3 separate regions of the Mus musculus genome follow, and regions 1 and 3 are each linked to region 2. Evidence: chromatin loops called from intact Hi-C (ENCODE). Cell type or tissue: heart. All regions are shown on one strand.

The links. Peaks named below come from ENCODE experiments on the same cell type or tissue, not always from the same donor. Only the 100,000 strongest peaks of a DNase experiment are listed, where the experiment ranks them.
Region 1: it touches region 2 in a loop (4-fold over the local background); 8 of 42 quality-filtered maps call a loop at or near these places.
Region 3: it touches region 2 in a loop (2.0-fold over the local background); 4 of 42 quality-filtered maps call a loop at or near these places.

The regions. Positions count from the first base shown.
Region 1 is chr5:21,266,845-21,274,844 of GRCm38, forward strand. Gsap (gamma-secretase activating protein) reads left to right here. Exons shown (of 31, transcript NM_175437.3): 20 at 3,058-3,186; 21 at 3,712-3,770; 22 at 4,373-4,404; 23 at 6,138-6,199. Among named protein-coding and RNA genes, the nearest start is that of Gsap, 85 kb to the left of the region's middle. In heart, a CTCF peak has its summit at 335; DNase peaks (open chromatin) are centred at 397, 2,767, 4,097 and 4,657.
Region 2 is chr5:21,322,241-21,330,240 of GRCm38, forward strand. Ccdc146 (coiled-coil domain containing 146) reads right to left here. Exons shown (of 19, transcript NM_029195.1): 5 at 504-561. Among named protein-coding and RNA genes, the nearest start is that of Fgl2, 46 kb to the right of the region's middle. RefSeq lists an enhancer at 6,914-8,000. In heart, a CTCF peak has its summit at 4,452 (motif pointing right); a DNase peak (open chromatin) is centred at 7,591; H3K4me3 peaks cover 661 bases; H3K27ac peaks cover 3,599 bases.
Region 3 is chr5:21,637,446-21,645,445 of GRCm38, forward strand. All of the region lies in intron 1 of Fbxl13 (F-box and leucine-rich repeat protein 13), which reads right to left. Among named protein-coding and RNA genes, the nearest start is that of Fbxl13, 4.2 kb to the right of the region's middle. In heart, CTCF peaks have their summits at 3,701 (motif pointing left) and 7,786 (motif pointing left); no DNase peak of the experiment used is centred here; H3K4me3 peaks cover 526 bases.

The sequences.
Region 1 (8,000 bases), 55 kb before region 2:
TCCTCCTCCTCCCCATCCTCCCTCATCTCCTCCTCCTCCCCATCCTCCCTCATCTCCACCTCCTCCCCATCCTCCCTCATCTCCACTTCCTCCCCATCCTCCCTCATCTCCTCCTCCTCCCCATCCTCCCTCATCTCCACCTCCTCCCCATCCTCCCTCCTCTCCACCTCCTCCCCATCCTCAGCCACTGCCCTCCCAACTCCACGTGGTTCTTTAAAACTCACTGACTGAATCGTCTCAGTGCTGCCAAATTGTTCATCTATTGGCCCATCCACAGCAATATGGGCAGCCTCACAGGGGCTGCATCCCTGGAGCAAACAGACTCCCTTGTCCAGCCACTAGGGATTGCTGATAGCGCTTATAAGCCCCTCCCTCCTCCATGCTGGGATCTGCTGACTTGGTCTTGTGCAAGTTCTGTGCACTCATTCACAGCTGCTATGAGGTCATGTGTGCACAGGCCCTGTCCTGTTTGGAAAACAGAGTTTACAGTAGTTCTCCACCCCCGCTTGCTCTTTCAGCCTTTCTGCCCACTCTTCTGGGATGACCCCTGAGTGGTGGGGGTGTATGTAGATGAGTTAGATGGCTGGGTTCACTGGTGAGTACTTTATCCCCTACTAGTATGTGTAGCACCTTCTGACACTATGGAAGCTGGCCAGTGCACACAGATGATTTGGTCAGCCAGTAGGAATTGACGTTTCCAGGTCTGCACTGGCTTGCTTTCTCCATGTTCTGGAGGGTAACCACTAACAAAGGCAACAGCGTCTGTTTTGAGGGGATATATGGGACCCTTTGAGCATAAGCTGTCTTAGTGCATCCTATTAAGACTGTCACCTCAGTAAGCAACAGCTGTCAGGCCAGATGTAGCTAGCCCTGGACAATTATTTATAAATATATTTATCTTGGTAAGACTGTATTATTAAAAACTGCTTGATCCCAGTGAGGCAGGAGAGTACAATGGAGAGAAGACCACTGTTGCCAAGGTGGACATAAAACAGGGCACACATGAGACAGCCTGTGCTACATAAATGGCCTCATAGACCAGGATATAAAGTCCCAGTGCTCCCTATAGCGTTTGCCATTGAGTTCCCGACTCTTCTCCCAGCTCTGGCTTGCTTCCTTCTCTCAGAAAACTGTTTCCACATCTGCGGCTGTCCATGAGCCCCGTTCAGCCTCTTGTTCTAGAACACAGGAAGCTGGAAATCCCAGGAAATCTCAGCACTCACCAGACCCGCATATCTACAGACATCACCATGATGGCGCTCACCAGACTCCCATATCTACAGACATCACCATGATGGCGCTCACCAGACCCCCATATCTACAGACATCACCATGATGGCGCTCACCAGACTCCCATATCTACAGACATCACCATGATGGCGCTCACCAGACCCCCATATCTACAGACATCACCATGATGGCGCTCACCAGACTCCCATATCTACAGACATCACCATGATGGCACTCACCAGACCCCCATATCTACAGACATCATGATGGCACTCACCAGACCCACATATCTACAGACATTACCATGATGGCACTCACCAGACCCCCATAGCTACAGACATCACCATGATGGCACTCACCAGACCCGCATATCTACAGACATCACCATGATGGCACTCACCAGACCCGCATATCTACAGACATCACCATGATGGCACTCACCAGACCCCCATAGCTACAGACATCATCATGATGGCACTCACCAGACCCACATATCTACAGACATCACCATGATGGCACTCACCAGACCCGCATATCTACAGACATCACCATGATGGCACTCACCAGACTCCCATATCTACAGATATCACCATGATGGCGCTCACCAGACCCGCATAGCTACAGACATCACCATGATGGCACTCACCAGACCCCCATAGCTACAGACATCACCATGATGGCACTCACCAGACCCCCATATCTACAGACATCACCATGATAGCGCTCACCAGACCCCCATATCTACAGACATCACCATGATGGCGCTCACCAGACCCGCATATCTACAGACATCACCATGATGGCACTCACCAGACCCCCATAGCTACAGACATCACCATGATGGCACTCACCAGACTCCCATATCTATAGACATCACCATGATGGCACTCACCAGACCCACATATCTACAGACATCACCATGATGGCACTCACCAGACCCCCATAGCTACAGACATCATCATGATGGCACTCACCAGACCCCCATATCTACAGACATCACCATGATGGCACTCACCAGACCCCCATATCTACAGACATCACCATGATGGCACTCACCAGACCCCCATATCTACAGACATCACCATGATGGCACTCACCAGATTCCCATAGCTACAGACATCACCATGATGGCACTCACCAGACCCGCATATCTACAGACATCACCATGATGGCACTCACCAGACCCGCATATCTACAGACATCACCATGATGGCACTCACCAGACTCCCATAGCTACAGACATCATCATGATATCCTTCAACATTAAATATACAGTAGTATAGAGTTTTATTATTTCAAAAGTGGTTATATTCTTCAGTCACTAATAATTCAAAGATTTAAAAGCCAACTAATTCTGTTTTTTGAGAGAATTTAACAATTATTGTGAAATGAGTTTATGTTATCATTTTGATTCCTGGGTTTTGGAAGTGAATAAGCCTAGAAGGGAAGCCAGCCTGTTCCAGTTGTTCTGAGTTACAAGTACATTTCTGACGGGACACAGTGTGGTGACACCACCCAGGCCAGGAGAATCGCTCTCCAGGGAGGAAATGGCTTCCTGCTGAGCCAACCAACTTGGAAGTCCTTAGTTTTGGGAAGTGAATTGTAGTTCTCTCTATTGTAAATGGGAAGAGAAAAGAGGAGAGGCTAGGCTCTCAATTTGCAACTTCTCGTGGGTGTCCCTGTTCTGTGAAAGATGGAGTTGCTCGGAAATGCCAACACCCAAGAGGCATGGAGTGAGGCATGTGGTCCCTGCTGCAGGACGGCAGACAGTGCCTGCTGTTCAAGTTAATGCTTTTTTTTTTTTTTTTTTTTTTTTTTTGTCTCCAGGTCTACGGCTTGAAGGGGTACTGGGCAAAGCTGAACTCCAACCTTGAGTACATTAAGTATACAAAACCTCACTTGCACTATCACAACAGCGTCGTGAGGAGGGAATGGCATAACCTGATCTCTGAAGAGGTGAGCACACAGCTAGCAGTGGAGGCTGGCCCATGGTGGCCACGCAGTCCTCTGTCACCACCCGCATCACCTCACTGACAACCCAGTGGGCAGGGAGGACTGCTCTATACTGTTTGTTCTTAGAGGAGGAAATTGGAGTAGGGGGAGGAAGGCAAATGTGGCTCATTTATAGTCGAAGAGCAATGAGTGTACACTGTAGTACGTAAATCTACACACATGGCAGAGTGGCATAGAACTAGACACATACTGTGCATATCCACTTCCTGATTTTGATATTGTAGTGCAGCTATATCAGATAGAAGCATTAATGGAGAGAGGATGAAGGGTCCAAGGGACCCCTGTACTACTGTTGCATAGAGTTCTTTGAGAATAAAGTTTAATTTAAAAAAATGTGCTCTCCTTAACATGGAAAATGATATTATTTTTAAACCCTTTAATAGATTGCTATTTGTTCTTGCTGTTAATAAAAAAAAGCTATCCAGGAAAATCTCACCTTCCATTATCCTGACGTGTTCTCACCCCTAGAGAACGGGCAAAAGGAGATCCACAATGTACGTGAGGAACATTCTTGAAAACGCAATGAAGTAAGTATGATCTGGCTATCATGGACCTGGCTGGCTGCCTGTGTGGTCAACTCTCAAGGAACTGCTGTCCTTGGCTTCCTGTAGACCACTGGGTGCTGGAGTGTCTAGAGGGAGACACTTCTATAGGCACACACCCTATAGAGGACCACTTATGATGGATAATGGTAAAGTCGGCTTTTATAAGTGAGTACTGGCAATGAAAGACATAGTAGTTTGATTTGCTTTAATTGTTGGTGGGCTGGGTTGGTGGAACTTGCTCTTATTTTGAAAGCATATTCTCTGGGTAGATGAGTCATCTCAGAGAACTAAAAGTGCAGGCCTCAGTCCGGCCTCTGTTCTGTTTTTAGCCTTCGTTATTTCCAATAACTGACAGCTGCAATTTTTCTAAATAATTGCTGTTGTTGGCTCTAAAGGGCTTTGAGATTCGTAATTGCTTAATGTTCCTTTCAGTACACTGATTAAAGTTTTTGAGTTTTCAGGTAGCCAGAGAATGGTTTCTGCATGGTTTTTGGGGCTTTAGAGGGGAAACATCTGCATGGTGCTGTGGCTTGAAGTTTTTAAAGTGATGCTTCTGTTGGAGATAACACAGAATTTCTTTGCAGGGTGATTGCTAGCATGGAAACGAGGACACTGGGTAAGAAAAGACCTGTGTTAAAGTCGGATCTCGGTCGCAACCTTGTTCTTCCTAACCAATGGGTTGGCAAGAAAATCATTCCCAGCAGTACAGTGGAGAGTAGTGGATGGCAACAGCTCTTAGTTCACCCTGTCAGGACGACCACATAGCTCTGTTACTGTCTGTCTTAGCACTGGGACCTCCAGGGTCAGCAGCCAAGTATGTTTTTGCTGAAGGAGTCTCTGGGTCTTCTCCTCTCACAGCTGATCTAATTAGCATGGCTGCTGGCTGTACCCACAGGGTATACTTGGCAGGAGCTGCTTTCTCTCCAGCTGTGCTCACACAAGTCTCTGATGGGCCTTCTATTTAGTTCCCATCAGGTCATACCCTGGGTGTGGTCCTAGGGGAGCAAAGATGGGCCATTGGATAAGCAGTATCGTTCAGTGGCGTGGACACCTCCTTAGAGTCTAGAGCTAGCTGTCACATGCCAACCATAAGCTAGCTGTCACATGCCAACATTGTCCTTGGGGCTAGCTTGAGGGGAGAGTATGGACAGAAGGAGCCATTAGAGAATATGTAGTCAGGGTCTAGTGTGTAGGGGACAAGAGGCCTAGGCCAGACCCCTCCCCTTCGTGGAGGATAGAGGGAGTCTCGGGAGGCCTTCCAAGGCCAGGATTAGCTAAATTAAGTCTTGACAGCAAGGAGGGTTTACTCTGTGATAACTGAGGGAGAACAGTGAATATACCCAGGTCCAGGCCTTTGTGATTATGCTTCATGAAGGCCAGTCTTCATTATGGAAACTGTTTTTATCTACTCCTGTTTTATGGGCTTGGATGTTTTTCATATGTGTGGGGACCCTAATGAAAATTTAATTTGGAAAGGGCATAACAGCATGCTCAGCAGCTGTATACACAGCCCAGTGAACCATGAAGGTGATTTATCTCCACGGGGAACTGGCCTCAGCCTGAAGAGGGTGTGTTTACCAGACCATCCTTGCCTGTAGGCAGGGACTATACCCTACCAGACAGGGTCATCTTCCTGCTGTGGCTGACAGTTGTGGGAGGTTTTCTTGCTGCCTAGGGGATGTTTCGAAGCTCTGTGTGGCGCTAGGCATCTCAGGGCTCGTTAAAACTTTTCCTTTCTGTCTTGTGCTTTGATTCCCATGAGGAATGTTGTCATTGCCTAAAACTGAACACTGCAAATTAAGGTTGTTAAATGCATATTCTGAGTTCTCCCATCCTAATCCACAGGGTTAATTAAACAGGGTGGAGAAAGTGTTTATCTTGAAGGGCCTTAGAGCACCCATGCCTTTTCAAGAGGAAGCATCAGCCTGTGGGTTCTGCCTTCCTACCTGCTCCGGGACCTTAGAGATTCTGAGAGAAGAACCCAGTGGGACAGTTGTTAGGGGAGCTCTGGGAAGCCCTGCCTGCTAGCCTGCCCCTTCTGTCTTGTTAGGGCAGGATCAGTCAGAGTGGGGAAAGTGACATTTGGTTTAACTGTTTGTCCTTTCAGTCTGATGACTTGTACCCATCAGCACTGTCTTCCCTAGCAGTTGACTGTCCACCAGCTCAGTCGCTTTCATGGCCACTCACTATGGGCTCAGGAGGTAGAAGGGAGCCACATAGCCATACCCCGAGGCCTGCCATCCCTACGGCTAGGCCCCTTGAGGTTTAAGGGGCTCAAGTCGAGAACTGGCTTGTATGGCTTTAGCCTACTTCCTGAACACAACCCTTCCCTTGACTGTTCAATTTCAGAGCCAAGATTAATACCATTCTTACAAGAGGAAGACCGGCACCAGAGGCTGCTCATGGGCTTGGTAAGTAGTCTGTGGGCTTCAGAGTGCTGCCAGGCAGTGGTCCTCAGAGACAGTAGGAAGGACAGCTTCATTCTGATGGTCTTTTCTGCTAACTATTCACCAATGGGTGCTGCCAGGACTGTTGGCCTGGGTATCCAGCAGCAAGCAGGCATCAGTCACAGGAATAAGCATGCAATTATAACCTGTAATAAAGAACACATGAGTGCTTACATTCTGCAGTTCCAGACACACGCCCCTGCTTGTAGCTTTTACATGGGTTCTTGGGACCTGACTTCAGGTCTTTAGACTTGCAGGACCTACTTTCACCCACTGAGCCATACCCATCTGGTTTTGTTTTTTGACTATCAAATTGACAACAATTTTGTCCTGAAGTTATGATATTAACAAGGTTCATACATCTGAAAACGTTCCAAGTATTTTGGTGGTATCTTGTGAACGTATGAGACCCAACCAGTTCCACTTCTGGGAACTGAATCTGACTGAAAAGTTGTGGCTGTAGCCAGCCCATTCCCCTCTATCCCCCTTTACAACGACATTCCTGAATGACAGGACACTATCCCAGTGGCTGACACTCATGCAGACTTGTCTGTCAGACCTGTGTGTGCACAGGCATGGACCTGTGGACCTGTGCATACGTGTGTGTAGGGCTATTAACAACGGTCAAAGAAACATGTGGGACAAAGAAAAAATATCAACTTTAGTACTTTTCACAAAATGCATCCAGTCATTAAAGCTAGTGTAAAAAGTTTCATGACACGTGGAAATTATTACATGGAAAGAAACAGTAGAACACAAATGCATACCCAAGTAAGGCGGGGCTAAGATGTTCACACAGGTGAGGAACTATTACATCCTTTAAGTTTATTTAATTTTATATTTTATTCTGACTATTTGTTTGAGACAAGAACCATGTCTCAAGTAGCCCCCTTGAGCTCACTGTGTCTGACAGGGACCTGACCCTGAGTTCCTGACCCTCCTGCCTTAGCCTCCCGTGTGTTAGCATTATATGAGGGTTGTGCCAGGCATTCATTTACAGTAACTTACAGGCATTACAGGAAAGTTAAAGAGCACAAAAGTACACAGGGTTTTATAGAAGAAAACTGTTTAAAAAGCCCAATGAACTATCTCCCTCAAGAGGCTGAACTGAAATACAGTGGCATTGTGTCTTGCTGCTGAGGTCACAGAGAACCCACTAAGGTGGAAGATTTATGCATTTATTGTGCTCCTGTACAGTTCTCAGCAGTTGTCACCACACAGAGGTCTCTTTGGCATTAAAAAAGAAAGAAAGAAAATGTCTTGCTGAGTAGGGCAAGAGAGGGCAGGAGTGGGAAGAAGGGGAAGGAAAAGGAAGGAAAGAAGACAGAGGGCAGGGAATGCCAGCCTCTGAGGGGAGGCTATGGCTCCGAGCAGATACAGAAGCCTGGAGACACAAGAATGAATATTCATTACCTTTGCCTGTGAGGTGGGTGGTGCTGTGCAGAGGGGAATCCCTATGCCCCTTCCCAAGCACAGTCTTTCCCTGGAGCGCAGGCTCCCCGTGGAGCATGTTCTCTATGCGGAGCACAGGCCCTCCGTTGAACGTATTAACTCTGTGGAACACAGTCTTTCTGTGGAGCACTGTCTTTCCGTGGAGCACAGTCTTTCCGTGGAGCACTGTCTTTCCCTGGAGCGCAGTCTTTCCGTGGAGCACAGTCTCCCTGTGGAGCACAGTCTTTCCCTGGAGCACAGGCTCTCTTTGGAGCATGTTCTCTGTGCGGAGCACAGGCCCTCCGTGGAACATATTAACTCCGTGGAACACAGT
Region 2 (8,000 bases):
TGTGTCTCTCCATGTATGTCTGCCTGCCTTGCTGTTTTGGGTCCACATAAGGTCTCAGCTACTGCTGCAGTGCCACGCCTGCCTGCCTGCCTTTTGCCACGAAAGCCTCTACTGACCCGTGTAATCATGGGCTCTAAATTATATACTTTCTTTTCCATGTTGCCTTGGTCATGGTGTGACAGTGATGTGTTGTCTTTATGAACCAGGTCTGAGAAGCTCAGGACATTCTGAGTGCAGTAACAACAGAAGAGATGTTCTTAAGTGACAGGCACAGAAACTTATTTTCTTCTAGAAACAAAGCAGGTACTGCTTTGTGACTAAGCACAGCCTAGTGTAGACACCAGCACAGAAAGCCTATAGCATGCCTGGCTTGGGCCTGCTCACAAGGATGTCCATCTTCCTCGTGGCATCTGGATTATTGGTGCTTCAAATGTCTCAGGGTGTGCTATTATTTTTAAAGGGATTTTTGAATACAGCTGAATTTAATAAACTCTAATACTTACTCCTGGCTTAGGTATCTTCTCAAATTCCTTTAATATGATACTCTTTTCTTCTGTTAAGCTGCCAAAAGAAAATACCATGTTTGACAAAATGTACCAAAGAGTAAGCTGTTTCTGTCCTGCGCCTTCCTGTTTTCTCTCTCAGAGGGTTCCCAGGCTGTCTCCTCACATCCTAGTGCCCTCTCTCTCAGAGGGTTCCCAGGCTGTCTCCTCACATCCTAGTGCTCTCTCTCTCAGAGGGTTCCCAGGCTGTCTCCTCACATCCTAGTGCCCTCTCTCTTAGAGGGTTCCCAGGCTGTCTCCTCACATCCTAGTGCCCTCTCTCTCAGAGGGTTCCCAGGCTGTCTCCTCACATCCTAGTGCCCTCTCTCTTAGAGGGTTCCCAGGCTGTCTCCTCACATCCTAGCCTCTCTCAGTGATGGCTCTGACGCTCCTTGGCCTTTAGGTGTTTCCTTCTGCCCACACTCCAGCAGCAACATATGTTCGTACCTAATACGCCAGCTCTCTGGGTATGTTATTATAAGTGTCCTGGATCATGGGCATCCCTGTGGATTAGGACTCCTCCCAGGCAGGCTCTGGACTTTTTCCTGTCTACATGTTTCTGCCTTGAATTACTACTGGGGCCTTCCAAAGGCTCTGCCTTGCCTGACTTCACCCTTGCCCCTGATATTCAACCCTCCGTCAGTTCAGTGATTTTTAGCAACATGAACAAGATCCCATCAATTTTCTGCTCAATAACATCTAGTCAAACCTGGACCAAGTTGAAACTCCACATCATCTGCCTCTCCAGTCTTGCTGCTTGACACATTTCCCTCTCGCCAACTTGGTCTTCCTGAATCTGTTCCAACCGCAGGCTCTCTGGCCTGCCCGATTCCTCTGCCTGGCTTACTCTGGATCATCCTCCTAACACAGTACTAACAATCCCCACCAGGCTTGTTTTATTCTTCCATGTGTGCTCCTCGCTGCCTGGTATTTTGTCATGTGTTAGCTCTGCAAGGACAGAGACTTTGCTCTTTTTACACTGCGCCACCATTGCTAGAAGATAGTTGGCACTTGATAATTAGTAGCAGGAATATAGCGGATGGTTCCAAGTTGGTTTGATTCCTATTTCCATTCTTTGAAATACATAATTTGTATACTAAATAAAGAGTCACACAGAGAAATAGAGCTGCTGGAAGAATGACCCATTGCTTCATGTTATTTACATCTGAGTTGGGAAAGTACCATGGACATCATGAAGGGAAGACCCTGCAGATGTTCACAGCTGTGAATAAGGGTCATCCCAAGAGCTCCCACATTTTACATGACATTTGTATTCCTCAGGAATGGTATTACAGAGAAGCACCACTGAGAGACATAGAGCATTGGAGCAGAAGAAACTAAGCAGAGGCTCTTGGAGCATGTGTGTTTAGTCCCTGTGACAAACACACTTTATATCTGTCATATCCTTCCCTCTTCCTGAGTACATAAGAAGGTTGCATTTTATAGCTTCCCTTGCATTTGGACTGGGGACAATGGAGGGTGATTGTCACCTGCCTTCCCAGCCACACTGAATGGAAACCACTTGGCAAGCACACAGGATGGGGGCTGTTTGACTTTCACTGAACTATGTCAGAACGAGAAACACACTTTTCCCTTCCCCACCCCCCTTTTTAAAGATAGGGCCACTCCCAACCAAAAAGCAAACACAGGCTGGTCCAAAGCCTCTGGCACCTATGTAGCAGAAGGCTGCCTTGCCTGACCTCAGTGGGAGAGGATGCACCTAATCCTGTGGAGACTTGATGCTCCAGGGGTGGGGGGATATCTAGGGAGGGCATCCCCTCAGAGGTGAAGAGGAGGGGGTGAGGGGAAGAACTCTTCAAGGGGGGACCAGGAGGGGGCCACAGTTGGGATATAAGTAAATAAAATAATTACATCATCATCATCATCATCACCATCATCATCAACATCATCATCATCATTATTATCATCAACATCATCATCATCATCATAACCCTAGCTGTTCTGGAACGTGTTACACAGACCAGGCTGGTCTTGAACTCGCAGAGACCCACCTGCCTCTGCCTTCTGAGTGCTGGGATTAAAGGCGTGCACTATCACACCAGGTCATAAATACACGTCACATTCCTCTACAGCCACAGTAAGATTTATGTACTATTGTTTCCCCGAGGCACTGGAGCCTAACCTTTCTATTCCCCTTTCTGTTTCCAAAGTTCCAGTGACAAGCAATGATTTCCAAGTCAGTATCTCCAGCCTTGGAACTTCTCTCAACTGGCAAGTTTTCACTTCTCAACTCTTGGTAGACAAAGCCAGACTTTTCCAGTTAGAGTCCCTTTGTTCCCCTCTGAAGCCTCACATTGTCTACCCCATCTCGTGTCCAAGTGCACAAGCCGGGGAGTTACTCTTGAGTCTTCTCCACTTCTTGCCTCTTTTGCGGTGTGAGAGCTTTTTGCTACTGTCCCATGGGCTTCTCAGGTTCTCTCTCTTTACTCTCTCTGTTTTCCAGACAGAGCATTTTCTATTTATCTTGGAGTCACTGACTTTTCTTACTTTCAATCTTCTGTTCACCCATCGGTTGATTGTTTAACTTTTCAGTTACTGTATTTCTCAGTTATAAAATCCCCACATGAACAACTTAGAAGTATTTGGCTGCATCTAAGACTGTGTTTTGGGGTTACTTTTGTAGTGAAAAACTGAATCAGCTGGAAATAAATGACATCGAGAGATGTTCTTCTTAAGATGCAGCTTCTGAGACTTTTGTTCCTCCGTTAGTCTTGATGTTTGGAGTTGTTTTTTGGTGTGTGCATGTAAAAGCTGCAGGGAGGTCTTTGTCACTTAACTCAGGAACCTCTAGCATGCAGGCTGACATCTGCTGTCTCTTAGGCAAGCTGAGCTCTCTTTGCCTGGTTCTTCATATGGGAAAACTGTTGAATGGTTATGTGATGGGATTCTAGGCTTTACTCAGAAACATGAAAACAGTTAATATTTTGGCTTTAGTAGACATGGTTCAGTTCAGGTCAGGTCAAAAGATCCAGCCAATGCTGCTGGCAACTATGGTTTTTAGACTGATTTAATTTTCAGCACCTTTGCATTGCTAGCTAGAGCTTTCCTGTTGGGACCTGGAGAGCTGACTGACCACTTAGCTAGTTCTCAAAGTTTCTGCGGGCTGTGTGGGATCAGATCTACAAATATGCAGCTTGAGGGTAAGCCAGGAAGTTCATGAGCAACTAGTTTATATCCATAAGCTTTGTCTAACCCCTCATCAGGAAGCTCAGAAGAGTTGGATTTTTCTCTGTTGATCTCTAGGGTAAACTTGGAGGGTTTTATCAGAATCTAAGCAGCCTGGGAGAATTAAAACACCCAAGTCTAGTTGGCTCTGACTTTCTGGGTGAAAGATGGAAAATAATTCCATCTAATACTGCCCTGCCTCTCCTTCAAAGGGCTAGAGTGGACAGGAAAAGCGCCATTAGACTCACTCAAGCTCTGATGCCTGATCACAGGGCTATCTGACGCTTCCCCTTCTCCAACGATTCCACCCCCTGCTGCAGTCTTATCATCGCAGCGCCTTCTCCATGCAATGCTGTGTCTGGTCAGCAAGAGAACACAGCCAGACTTAAAGCATCTAGAATCACTTAACTCTATGATGAGATTTGGGCTGGGTGGAGCATTGTGGTCATACTGAATCAAACCGATCCTACCAATTAGAAGATCCAGGAACAAGGAGCCACGGGTAGACACACATCTGTGCATCAGGTTTTATTCTAGCATATTTTCATTGGTAATGATGTACATTAATGATAGTTTCATGATGCCTGACACATGGAACCTAATATAAATGAGCACAGATTCAAGCTGACTTTTTTCAGTTTTGAGTATTTACCACTTGGTCCTTAGACTTATCTTTTCCCTTCACCTGCTACACAGCACTTTGGGCATGCTGCCACCAGGGGGTGTTTGAGTGCTGCCAGCCATTGCTGATGAAGGAAACAATGGTGGTAACTAACATGAACCCAAGATAAGGGCTTGCAGTCTTCTCTTTAAATAGATACAAAATGGCGTTTTCTTTGAACAAACAGAATGGTTAGTTATCTAGGACTGTGAAGGCTGGTTGTATTCCTATTAAGGAATTTCTCCTTTAAGAAACAGGGACTTTTATTTCCTTTAAAAGGTGCACTCTTCTATTCTCAAAGAATAACACTGTGTACCATGGTGGTCCTTTCATTCTTCCATGTATGCTTAGTAAAATTATATTAACTGCATATGCATGGTTGAGTGTATTTTTGTCGAAATTACATAATGTTTTCCTAGTTGCTAAACAGATTCCACAATTAGTAATTGAATAGTTATTCTCAGGGTTTTCTATTGGGAGGAGATACTATGATAAAATGATTCTAAGCATTATTTATCACACACCAGGCCTATCCTATGCAGGAATCTACACACATTTCTACGCTCCATAGTTTTGCCAGGTTGTGCAAAAACAAACAAAAAACAAAAAACAAAAAACAAAAAACAAAAACAAAAACCAGAGATAAGTACTTCCCCCCAGCACAGTTCTGGCTGTGACAGGTATGGGGACTCCAGAGTTGATGCCAGGCAACAGAATACAGGAATACAACCTGCTGAAAGACAACCAGCTTTTCAAAACTTCAGATGACGTTCAATTTTTAATTTTTTTAAAATTTTTTTATTACGTATTTTCCTCAATTACATTTCCAATGCTATCCCAAAAGTCCCCCATACCCCCCCCCACTCCCCTACCCACCCACTCCCACTTTTTGGCCCTGGCGTTCCCCTGTACTGGGGCATATAAAGTTTGCGTGTCCAATGGGCCTCTCTTTCCAGTGATGGCCGACTAGGCCATCTTTTGATACATATGCAGCTAGAGTCAAGAGCTCCGAGGGACGTTCAATTTTTTACATTTGTAAATAATGTCACAATGTTGACAGATTACATTTAACCTGTTTTACTTTTTTTTTTTTTTAGATTTTCATTTTCGCATGGCATTGCTGGGACAAGACTGGATTTTGTTATGGTAATACATGCCACATACTAGAGTGAGTACATGTTAACTCTTAGCCTCATATTCAAATAACCCTTGTTCTCTCCTAACTGAACAAACCTGCCTGAAGGCTACAATCACTAGTCACTGAAACTGAGAGAATCACCCAGACACCAGGACATTCCTGCACATGCCCAGCTTGAGGGTTGCTGCTCTCAGTCCATAGCATGCTGGAGGTCACTGATTACTGCCTTGCTTCCCCAACTGACCAAAGCTTGTCAGAAAATGTCAGAGTTAGACCAAGAAACAAGTTGTACCGACTGCCCAAATTTCAAGAACTACTGGAAACCAGGGAAACTCAAAAGGCAACAGGAAAGGGGAACGTTGGAGAGAATATTGGAACCTTTATCAGAGAAAGCTTTTAGAAAAATAACAACTTCCTTGGTTGCAAAATAAGCTCTCTGCAGTATGATTTAACTACTTATTTATCTATATTTAAGTATGATCCCTAAACTAAAACTGTGTAACACAGATTAATTATTAACTAATCAAAACAATTTACTAACCATTAGCATCTATTAAAAAGCTTAATCTGTGTGAAAACAGCTGTTGGGCCTGGTGGCCATGCCCTTAATTCACCTGGGAGGCAGAGGCAGAGGCAGAGGCAGAGGCAGAGGCAGAGGCAGAGGCAGAGGCAGAGGCAGAGGCAGAGGCAGAGGCAGAGGCAGAGGCAGAGGCAGAGGCAGAGGCAGAGGCAGAGGCAGAGGCAGAGGCAGAGGCAGAGGCAGAGGCAGAGGCAGAGGCAGAGGCAGAGGCAGAGGCAGAGGCAGAGGCAGAGGCAGAGGCAGACAGAGCTCTGTGTCTTTGAGGCTAGCCTGGTCTGGTTTTTGAGACCCTGTCTCAAAAAGTATAAGAAGAGGAAGGAGACAGAAGAAGAGGAAGAGATGGAACAGGAGGAGCCAGCAGTGGCAGCAGCCAGGAGGAGAGAAGCCAAAGTAAAAGTAACTTGATGTTGCTCTTGCCAGTCACCAGTGACTCAGACGTTCCTGAAGATGCTGGGGTAGAGGATGTTGGCCACTTGGGCTTGTATTATTTAGGCCCTGAATACAATGATAGTTTACTGTGCTGAACTGACCAACATCATCTGTATATTTGGATGAATAGCATTCTCTCATTGGCTTTGCTTATTTTTATCTATGGATGGAAATGCCTACTTTTTTTCCCCCGGGAGTGTTGAGTGGATTTATTTCTGTACCACATAATATCAAGTGTGTGAAGGCAACAGACAACAAACACAAAGCCCATTATTCTTCCCTGGAATTCCCTTTGCTAACAAAATTGTTTTTATGGAGATGAGCTTATTAATTCTGGAGATATTGATATTAGAGGATACAGGAGGTCTGCTCACTGTAAAGTGCCACATGCTTTTGTTCTCATCCATCGTAAGTGACAATACACCACCCTTCCCCTATCTTAAGGAGCTTGGTGAACAGTCTGCCTGTCTATACCTAAAAGTCAAGAAACCCTCCACCCCCACCCCAATTCTTTTTTCTTGGCAGGAATACTTGGAAATTTTAAACAATTTAAAAAACCAGCTGACTTATGTGTTCTGTACCCTTTCACAAAATGTCACGAATTCCTATTTGCAAGACTAATGAACAACCACCAATTGTTTTAATTTCATTATTTTCTTCAGCTGAAAGAGTGCTCACGGAAATAGCTGGTTTTCCCTTTATAGTTCTATCTGGAGAGTCCTAACAAATTTAGACTGAAAGACACATAGAAAAAAAAAAAGCCGCCTATTTTTCTTTTTCTTTCTGAATAGAATTCTGTTCATTAAACTGCTTCCTTTATCTATCTCTCAGTTGAAAAAAATAAGCCAGAAGGAAAAATCTCAAGGTCCGGGGGTTCGCATGGTTGCCTGGAAGCCACTCAGGCATTTGCTGTCTCCATGCAGGGCTGAGTTATGTTGTAGTGTCTGAATTCTACATACTGTTAAAAATAGCCAAAGCTCTCCACCTTAAATAGAAACAGACTCTAGGAGGGCAGGTTCAACTTTCTTCCCAGCACCCAGGCACAGCACTGGCACATCACAGCTCAAAATTCCAGTCACCATGCAGAGGTGCAAGCTGAACTTCCATGGAAGCAGGGGGTATTTGGGAAACAGGTTCACTCTCCCACTGGCACCTGCTTTGCTTCACTGAGTGAGTCCCCTCTAGGTCTGTATAAGCAAATGACTCTTCCATGAGGATGTCACTTTTCTTTAGTAAGAAGGGACAAAAGTTAACTTACAGGGTCCTGTGGCTGCTGTGTTAGAAGATAAAGTGAAGGGATGTGACCTGGGTGCCTAGCAACATGATGTCAGGAGCCACAGCTATCCAGGAGACAGGAAAAGAGAGGGACAAAAGAGGAAGGGCAGGAGAGCAAAGAGGCCGCTCTGTTCCTCCCTCCCCCCACCTCCCACCTCCCAGCAGTTTCCAAAGCTCCAAACATGGAAG
Region 3 (8,000 bases), 320 kb after region 2:
AGAACAATGTCGGCTGGCCAGACCACCCAGTGATCCCAAGGACTAGATCAACCAAGGAGGGGAGGGACCCATGGTTCCAGACACATATGTAGCAGAGGATGGCCTTGCCTGAGAGCAATAGGAGGGAAGGCCCTTTGTCCTGTGGAGGTTTGATGCCACAGTGTAGGGAGATGCTGTAGTGGTGGGGCTGGAGTGGGTGGGTGGATGAGGGAGCACCCTCATAGAGGCAAAGGGGAGGGGAAGAGGGCAGATGTGAAGGGGGTTTGTGGAGGGGTATCAGGGAAGAGTGATATCATTTGAGAAGTAAACAAATGGGATGATTAATTTAAAAAAAAAGAAAGACACCCTTGGTTCCTACCACAGCTGCAAGCTAGATTTTAAAAGGTGGCTATTACCAAAAACGCATCAATGGACTTAATAATAGCGCTAGATCCTTCCATACATCCGCTCCCTGAATGGCTCTGCTGAAAAAGGCCCTGTTGTCTCTGGCACTTTGTTGTGTGGGTCTACAGAGCCCAGAGGCTTCTACTTTCCCTACTCCTCAGCCCATGCCCTCCTTCAAAATCTGGTGTTTAGAAGGCATTTACTCTAGAAGTATTTGGATGGCAACCTGCTTTCTCGGGATGCTACTACCTAGGGCTTTGTATTTTTAGCAAGCTCCTTGAGAAATTCGCATGTACACAGCAGTCTGGGAGTTAGTGAGTTACTGGAGCTAAGTTTTATGGGAATTAAGAAATTTGGGGGATGGGGGTACAGGTGTGGTGGCATATACCTGTTCCATGCACTGGACTGGCAGAGGCAGGTATCTCTGTGAGTTCAAGACCAACCTGATCTACAGGGCTGTTACGCAGAGCAACCTGTCGAAAGAAAGAAAGAAAGAAAGAAAGAAAGAAAGAAAGAAAGAAAGAAAGAAAGAAAGAAAGGAGGGAGGGAGGGAGGGAGGGAGGGAGGGAGGGAGGGAGGGAGGGAGGGGTTGGAGTACTAGAAAGTGCATGTTGCCTTGTATTTCCAAGCTCTCCGGATCAAAAAGCTTCTTTGCCAAAACCTTACCTGCAAAAGCCTAGTTAAATTGAGATGAGTCTCCAAAATGACAAGATGGAGCTAGCAATATTGTAAAGTTTATTTTTCAAGGAAATATCACTGTTCATTTGATCCTAATGGACAAAATGACACAGCTTGCTGCTTGCTATACACATTGAGTGAACTGCACACAGCCAATGAGACAGGGTGAATAGGGAATAAACAAGCATTTTCTGTTGGCTTGCTTTGAAGTGCTAAGGATGGAACCCAGGGCCTTGGAGATGCTAAGCAAGGACCACAGAGCTAACTCCTCAATAGTTTCTTTCTGAGCAAAGAGAAGAGCAGGGGAGACCACTCAGCAGACAAAAGCGCCTGTTGTGTATAAAAGGGAGTTGCCTTGGTTCTTGATGCCTTGGGTGGGTTTCTACAGAATTGGATATGTAGAAAGCACATATCTATTTGGAAATGTTTTGTTCTTTTAAACAGACAATAGAATATATCTTTTAAGCAGACAATAGAACAAACAGTATAGATGTCTTAGATGTCTACACCTTTTGGAAAGAAGAGAAGAGAAGAGAAGAGAAGAGAAGAGAAGAGGAGAGGAGAGGAGGGGAGGGGAGGGGAGGGGAGGGGAGGGGAGGGGAGGGGAGGGGAGGGGAGGGGAGGGGAGGGGAGGGGAGGGGAGAAGAAGAGGGAGGAGAAGAGGGAGGAGAAGAGGGAGGAGAAGAGGGAGGAGAAGAGGGAGGAGAAGAGGGAGGAGAAGAGGGAGGAGAAGAGGGAGGAGAAGAGGGAGGAGAAGAGGGAGAAGAAGAGGGAGAAGAAGAGGGAGAAGAAGAGGGAGAAGAAGAGGGAGAAGAAGAGGGAGAAGAAGAGGGAGGAGAAGAGGGAGGAGAAGAGGGAGGAGAAGAGGGAGGAGAAGAGGGAGGAGAAGAGGGAGGAGAAGAGGGAGGAGAAGAGGGAGGAGAAGGAGAAGGAGAAAGGAAAGGAAAGGAAAGGAAAGGAAAGGAAAGGAAAGGAAAGGAAAGGAAAGGAAAGGAAAGGAAAGGAAAGGAAAGGAAAGGAAAGAAGAGGTTTCTTTAATAAGAAAAAGTGTCCTGTGAGAATCACAGTTCTAGAAATCTAAACACTGTTCAAAGCTTTTCCTGTTCCTTCCCCAAACCCCATGAAACAAGCCCAAGTGAGGTGGAGACGGAGCTAGCGCAGCACTGCTTTCTGGTGTGCTTTACTTGATATTTCAATAATGAACATTTGAAAGTAAATCAGCTATGTCTTGTCAAAATTTAAACAGATGGTACCACTTTTTAACTTTAATGGCTTTATATATGGAACATTCTTGAGCTTATTAAAGGCATCCAACTGGCTTGGCCATGTAGCAGCTACCTTGGGGAGTAGAAAACACCCCTTGGGACCAGCACTGGAGAGGGGAGTGTCTATTTGAGCCAGAGTCTGGCTGTGTTATCCAGGCTGGTCTGAATAACCAGACAGAGCAACCCTCCTGCCTCTCCCAAGTTGCTGGGACTACGGGAACAGTGCCTTGCTTAGCTCAGACTGGATGATTTACATCACAAGTGAGAAGCAGCAGCCACTGGGATGGATGTGAGAGACCAGAATACCTGACAGACTGCATCACCAATGGAGAAACAGATCATCCTATGTGGCTAATCCCTAGATAAAGTAACTCTTGGTGAAATAATGAGTTGGCAGCTTTCTATCTTCTGTGTTGGTTTCTCTTAGAACTACATCTGGGAACTGACTGGCTGGGCTGCAAAGTGTTGTCCCCCACACCCAAGAAACCATAAGCTTTACCCAAAGGTCCAGCAAAATAAGTTAGCAAAGCAGCCCTCCTCTCCCAACTCTGCAAACTGTCCCTTGCTACATACAAATTCCTGGTTCTCGTAACTATGGAAAATGTTTATACTGAGGCAGCCGTTACCATGCTCCCCAGGCTGGTCTTCAGGCTCAAGCAGTTTCCTTTTCTTTTTCTTTTTAAATTAATTTATTCTCTCATACATCCCAATCAAAGTTGCCCCTCCCTCCCTCTGCCCCAATCTCCTCCATCCCCATCCCCACCCCCACCCCCCATCCTCTTCTGTTTCCCTTCAGAAAATGTCAGCTTCCCAAGGTTTGATATCAACCAAACAAGGCATACCAAGTTGTGTAGGACACCACAAGAAAACCCACAGAATCAACAAAACTGGACTCATGGGGGTTCATTGAGACTGAACCAACAATCAGGGAGCCTGCATAGGTCTAATCTAGGCCTTCTGCATGTATGTTATATTTGTGTAGCTTGGTGGTTTTGTGGGACTCCTTATAGAAGGACCAAGGGCTGTTTCTGATGCTTTTGCCTGCCTTGGGGACCCTTTCCCTCCTACTGGGTTGCCTCATCCTGCCTTAATATGAGTGAAGGTGCCTAGCCGTATTGCAATTTCCTTTCTGAACCTCTTATATAGCTTGAAAGAAAGTGCAAATCACTGTGCCTCTTTTTTGCACCTCTGACAGATACCTGCCCTTAAAGCAAATAACCAATAACAGAATCTGTGTGACTTATAAATAAATGCATTTTCAAGTACAAATTGACAACTGAATCTTAAAATATAAGCAATATAGACTTCATATACATATATATGCATATATATGTATAATTCAAGTCATGATTTGTGACTGAAGCTCGCCCTCTGCTGGGAAGACCCAGCTTTGCACACTGCTATCATTTTCCTAGACATTAAACTGAAATCAACCTCACAGTTGGAAGTGTAGTTTCTTACTGATACAATTGCTAGGTTTCTTTGTTTAACAATTTTGTGGTCACTGAATCCATGAATACATAGCTCATCTTTGATCTCTCTGGAGCAGGCATGTGTGTTAGTAGGTAATGTACCCAGTTCTACCAAGTAGAAAGCTAGAGAAATACATATACACATCTATTTTTTTGATGTCCCCAAATCCTACCAACTGAGCATCATTGCATGGGCTCCTACTTTAATAATTTGTTTAAAAATATAAGTGCCTTTCAGAAATACCTCCAAAGGACAGAGAGTGAGATATTCACACAGGATGCACAGTGCCTGCATTCTGAGAGATGACTATACTGAATCAGAAGTAAGCATCAGTACTTATGTTTCCCATAATTCCTTGTGGGTACAGCCTTTTGGTGTTGCCATTACATATTTCTTTAGTCTGGAGTTTCTAAAACACATAGTTCTTGAACCATAAAATGATTTACATAGAGTAAACATTTCTTGCCCAGTTTTCTAAGTATCCAACCATTTACTTCATATATTTAAAATATAAAACAAACATGTAAAAATATCTAACTCTGAATTGAGGAGATAGCTCACTGGGTAAAGCACTTACCTCACAAACTTGAAGACCTGAGTTTGAATCCCCAGGACCCACATAATGCCAGGTTCAAGAGCACACACCTATAATCCCAGCAGCCCTGGGTTGGGGGATTAGAGACAGGAGGCTCCCTGAAACTCAAGGACTAACCAGTCTGGCATCAAAGAACAAAGAGACCCTCATACACATGAAACACATACCTCCAAAAATATTTTAAAATACTTAGTTCCAAGATCTTTTGAAAAGATGCTACAACTTTTTATGTTCATATCTTTTATGTAGGCAATATTCTTAGACGGCAAGAACATCTTATTAGATTCTAGTGATGGGGAAGGCTAGCTCGATGTAAGTGCAATCACATGATCTGAGAAAGAGACAGAGAAAGAGTATTTCCTGACAGAATAATATTACTTTTTTATTTTTATGCTTTTAACATTTATTTATTTGTAGATTGACAAACTCATTTATTTACTGTGTGTGCATGTGTGGAAGTCAGAGAACAACTTTCAGGAGAGTGACTTACTAAGGAGCCAGTCTTGATCACCGGCCTCTACGTGGGTGGACGCATCCTACATAGAGTAAGACACTGGAGAGTGGTCAAAATTCCATGGGAGGAAGACTCTTCCTCAGCGAACTGACAAAGCTCAGCTCTCATTCCCAGCTCTGGGTCTAAAATGAAGACTGGGTCCAGGCAGAGGATAGTCTGCCACTAGTAGAAAGAAAACCAGCCAGCTTTTGTGATCACTTGCTCAGTAACAAATATGTTTGGGTCTAGGGTGTTCATGAAGGAAGCTGGGAGCCAGCTGGCACAACTCTAAGAGAGATTCACAGGAAAAGGGGAGGACTCCTGCAGCACAGCAGAGCAGCAGCCAGCTTCATCCGCCTGGATCGAGCTCAGCTCTTCCCTCTAGAGTGAGGAAAGGGAGGACTTTCTCTGCTGAAGAATGCATTGTGGAGAATGTCTACTGTTCTCTTTTACTTGATAGCCAACAAAAAAAAATCACTCAGTGTGTAGAGGTAATTACTGGAAGAAAAGAAACAACAGACAACAGACCCAAAAATTATCCAGATGTTGAAGGAACCTGTGTTTCTTCTTGTTTTTGTTTTATTCAGGCTTACCAAGTGTCTTGAACTCAACATGTGGCCCAGCCTGGCCTCAAAGCAAGCCTCTTGTCCTAGCTCCCCAAGAACTGGGATTATAGACATGTGTGACCAGCTTTCCAGAGAGTGATTTTTACAAAACAATCATTAACATGTTTGAAAACAGGAGATTATAGCAAAATAGATGAAAAAGTATCTTTATAATTTTAATAAGTGGAATGCATTAAAAGGAATCAATGGGCATTCCAAGACTGAAAAATACATTATCTACAATTAAGATTTCACTTATTGTATTCAACAGATGGGATGAGATGTAACAAAAAGCAGAATTAGTAAAGTTAGCAATCCACTAAATAAGTCAATGAAAAATATCCAAAATATCATCCAGAAGACAAAAAAGAGGTAGCTGGACAAAAGCTAAAACAGAGGACAAGGGTAGAATTTTATTATATTCATGATTGGATTCCTATAATAGAAAAGAATTGGGTAAAAATAACAATAGATTTAAGTAATTGGTTCCAAAACCAATGAAAATTAAATATCAATCAGCAGATTCAATAAGCTTAGTAGATCAGGCAAGTGTTGTGGTTTTGGTTTGGTTTGGTTTGGTGTTGAGGTTTTATTTTGCTTATTTTTTGGTTGTGTTTTTTATTTTTGAGTCTTACCATCCCTATGCCTGGGCTCAAGCAAGCTTCAGCCTCAGTCTCCCTGGCAAGTAAGAGTTTACAAACCATTACAAACCACTGGCATGGGTAGGCTTTGGTTTGGGTTTTTCCTTTATCAGAGTGTACACAGGTTTGTAGGGAAACAGTGTTGTGGATGGACAACTAGGTTTACTTAGAACACACAGGCAATGTTCAGAAGAGGTCAAACATGCATAGATAACTGCAACAAGTACAAAGTACAGAGAGACCTGGCAGAATAGAAGTCACCTTAATGGTCTGAGGGAAAGTGAATGAGTGTGCCCAAAACCTGTCTTGCCCCTGCTGTTAATGTGTGAGCAGAGGTGACTGAAGGGATCATCTGGATAAAATCACGGGGAAAAGCCATCCTAAAAGGAAGTGTTGTGCCCAATTGCCCTGGAGGTTGAATGGCACTCTTCTCTCTCCCTTAGAACTCCCTCATTCGCCCCATTTCAGAACTCCCGCTGTATCACCACATAACATACACCGCGTAACATAACATACAGATAAATGGGAGTCACCAGTGATTTCTCAGCTCCCTGCCCCCAGGAGTACAAAACCTGGTTTTCAATACCATACTGTCCTCCCGAGGCAGGGCAGAATGAGGGGACTGGAGGGGACTGGAGGGGACTGGAGGCGGAGGTAGAGGAGGAAACCCTGCTCCTTCAGAACTGATCTACTTTCACTGCTCAGAAAGGACTTTAAGTCTGCGGGTAAGAACCTAATGGACTTCAACTGTGCTCACTTGAGGCTGGGTGCTGTATCTCCAGACACTTCAACCAAGGATGTCGAGGCCAGTAATTAGGCTCTGCTTACATAAGGTCAAAATGACACATTATCTTGAATTCCTGGCCTCCCCACTCCCAGAACTAAATGAAGCTGTTCATAAATGCACTATATGTTAGTTACTGAGAGAAAAAGAAACTTCGGTTTTTAATCTAACTTTGTTACAGACTATACTCTTTGGGTGATGTTAATAAAAGGGGAATGTTTATCCTTCTGGGACTCTGGGGTGGTACCCAAGGAGGGTTTTCCCTTCTCCTCTGATAGGGGGAAGGGGGTAGTGGGGGAGGGGCTTGTAAGGGACTGGGAGGGGAGGAGAGGGGTGGGCTGCAATCGGGAAGTAAGTGAATAAAGAAATTAAGAAAGAAAAAGAAAAGGGGTAGTAGTTTCTTGGCAACATTTAGAAATGTAACCTTGAAAGTCACAAGAAAAAATACTGATGTCAGCATTGTGAAGACAACACTTAAGGTCGACTCTCCCTTCAGAAGCCCGCAATTGTCTGACCAGGTGTGTTCTACTCTCTCTACTGGAGCACCTTTGTTCCTGCGTTTAATGAAGCCAGCTTTGCTTCATACAAGTTGGCCCCGAAATTCATTTCTTTGTTGAAACCAAGACCTCAGGTTTTGCTTGGTGGCGATCTCTAAAAAGGTGTGTTGTGAAGCTGTGTGTAGAGGCAGGTGACTCTTCTTCCCTCCTGCTAACAACGAGGCGGGGCGAAGCCTACACCCAGAACCCCTCAAGTCTTTTGTCTTCAAGTGGCTCACCACTCACTTCTTGCTCAAGACGCTCTTCCATAATAGAATTTAGTAGTTGACACTTGGAGATTCCAACCCAGGCCCTGTGCTCTTTGCGCCCCCTGCAGATTGTCACTTTCCCCCGTCCCCTTCCTTTGTCATCCCCACCTGGGCTTGGTTTTAGCCACCGGCACCCTTCGGTCTTCTCTAACCTACCCTTCTCTCTCTAGTTACCCTAAATTGACTTCAAGCTTCCCCATCCTGCTCCTTCTTAGCTCCAGTTCCGGGAATCTCCTTGCCTCTCCCAGTTTTTCCCCGCGCCCACTGTGTGAGAGGC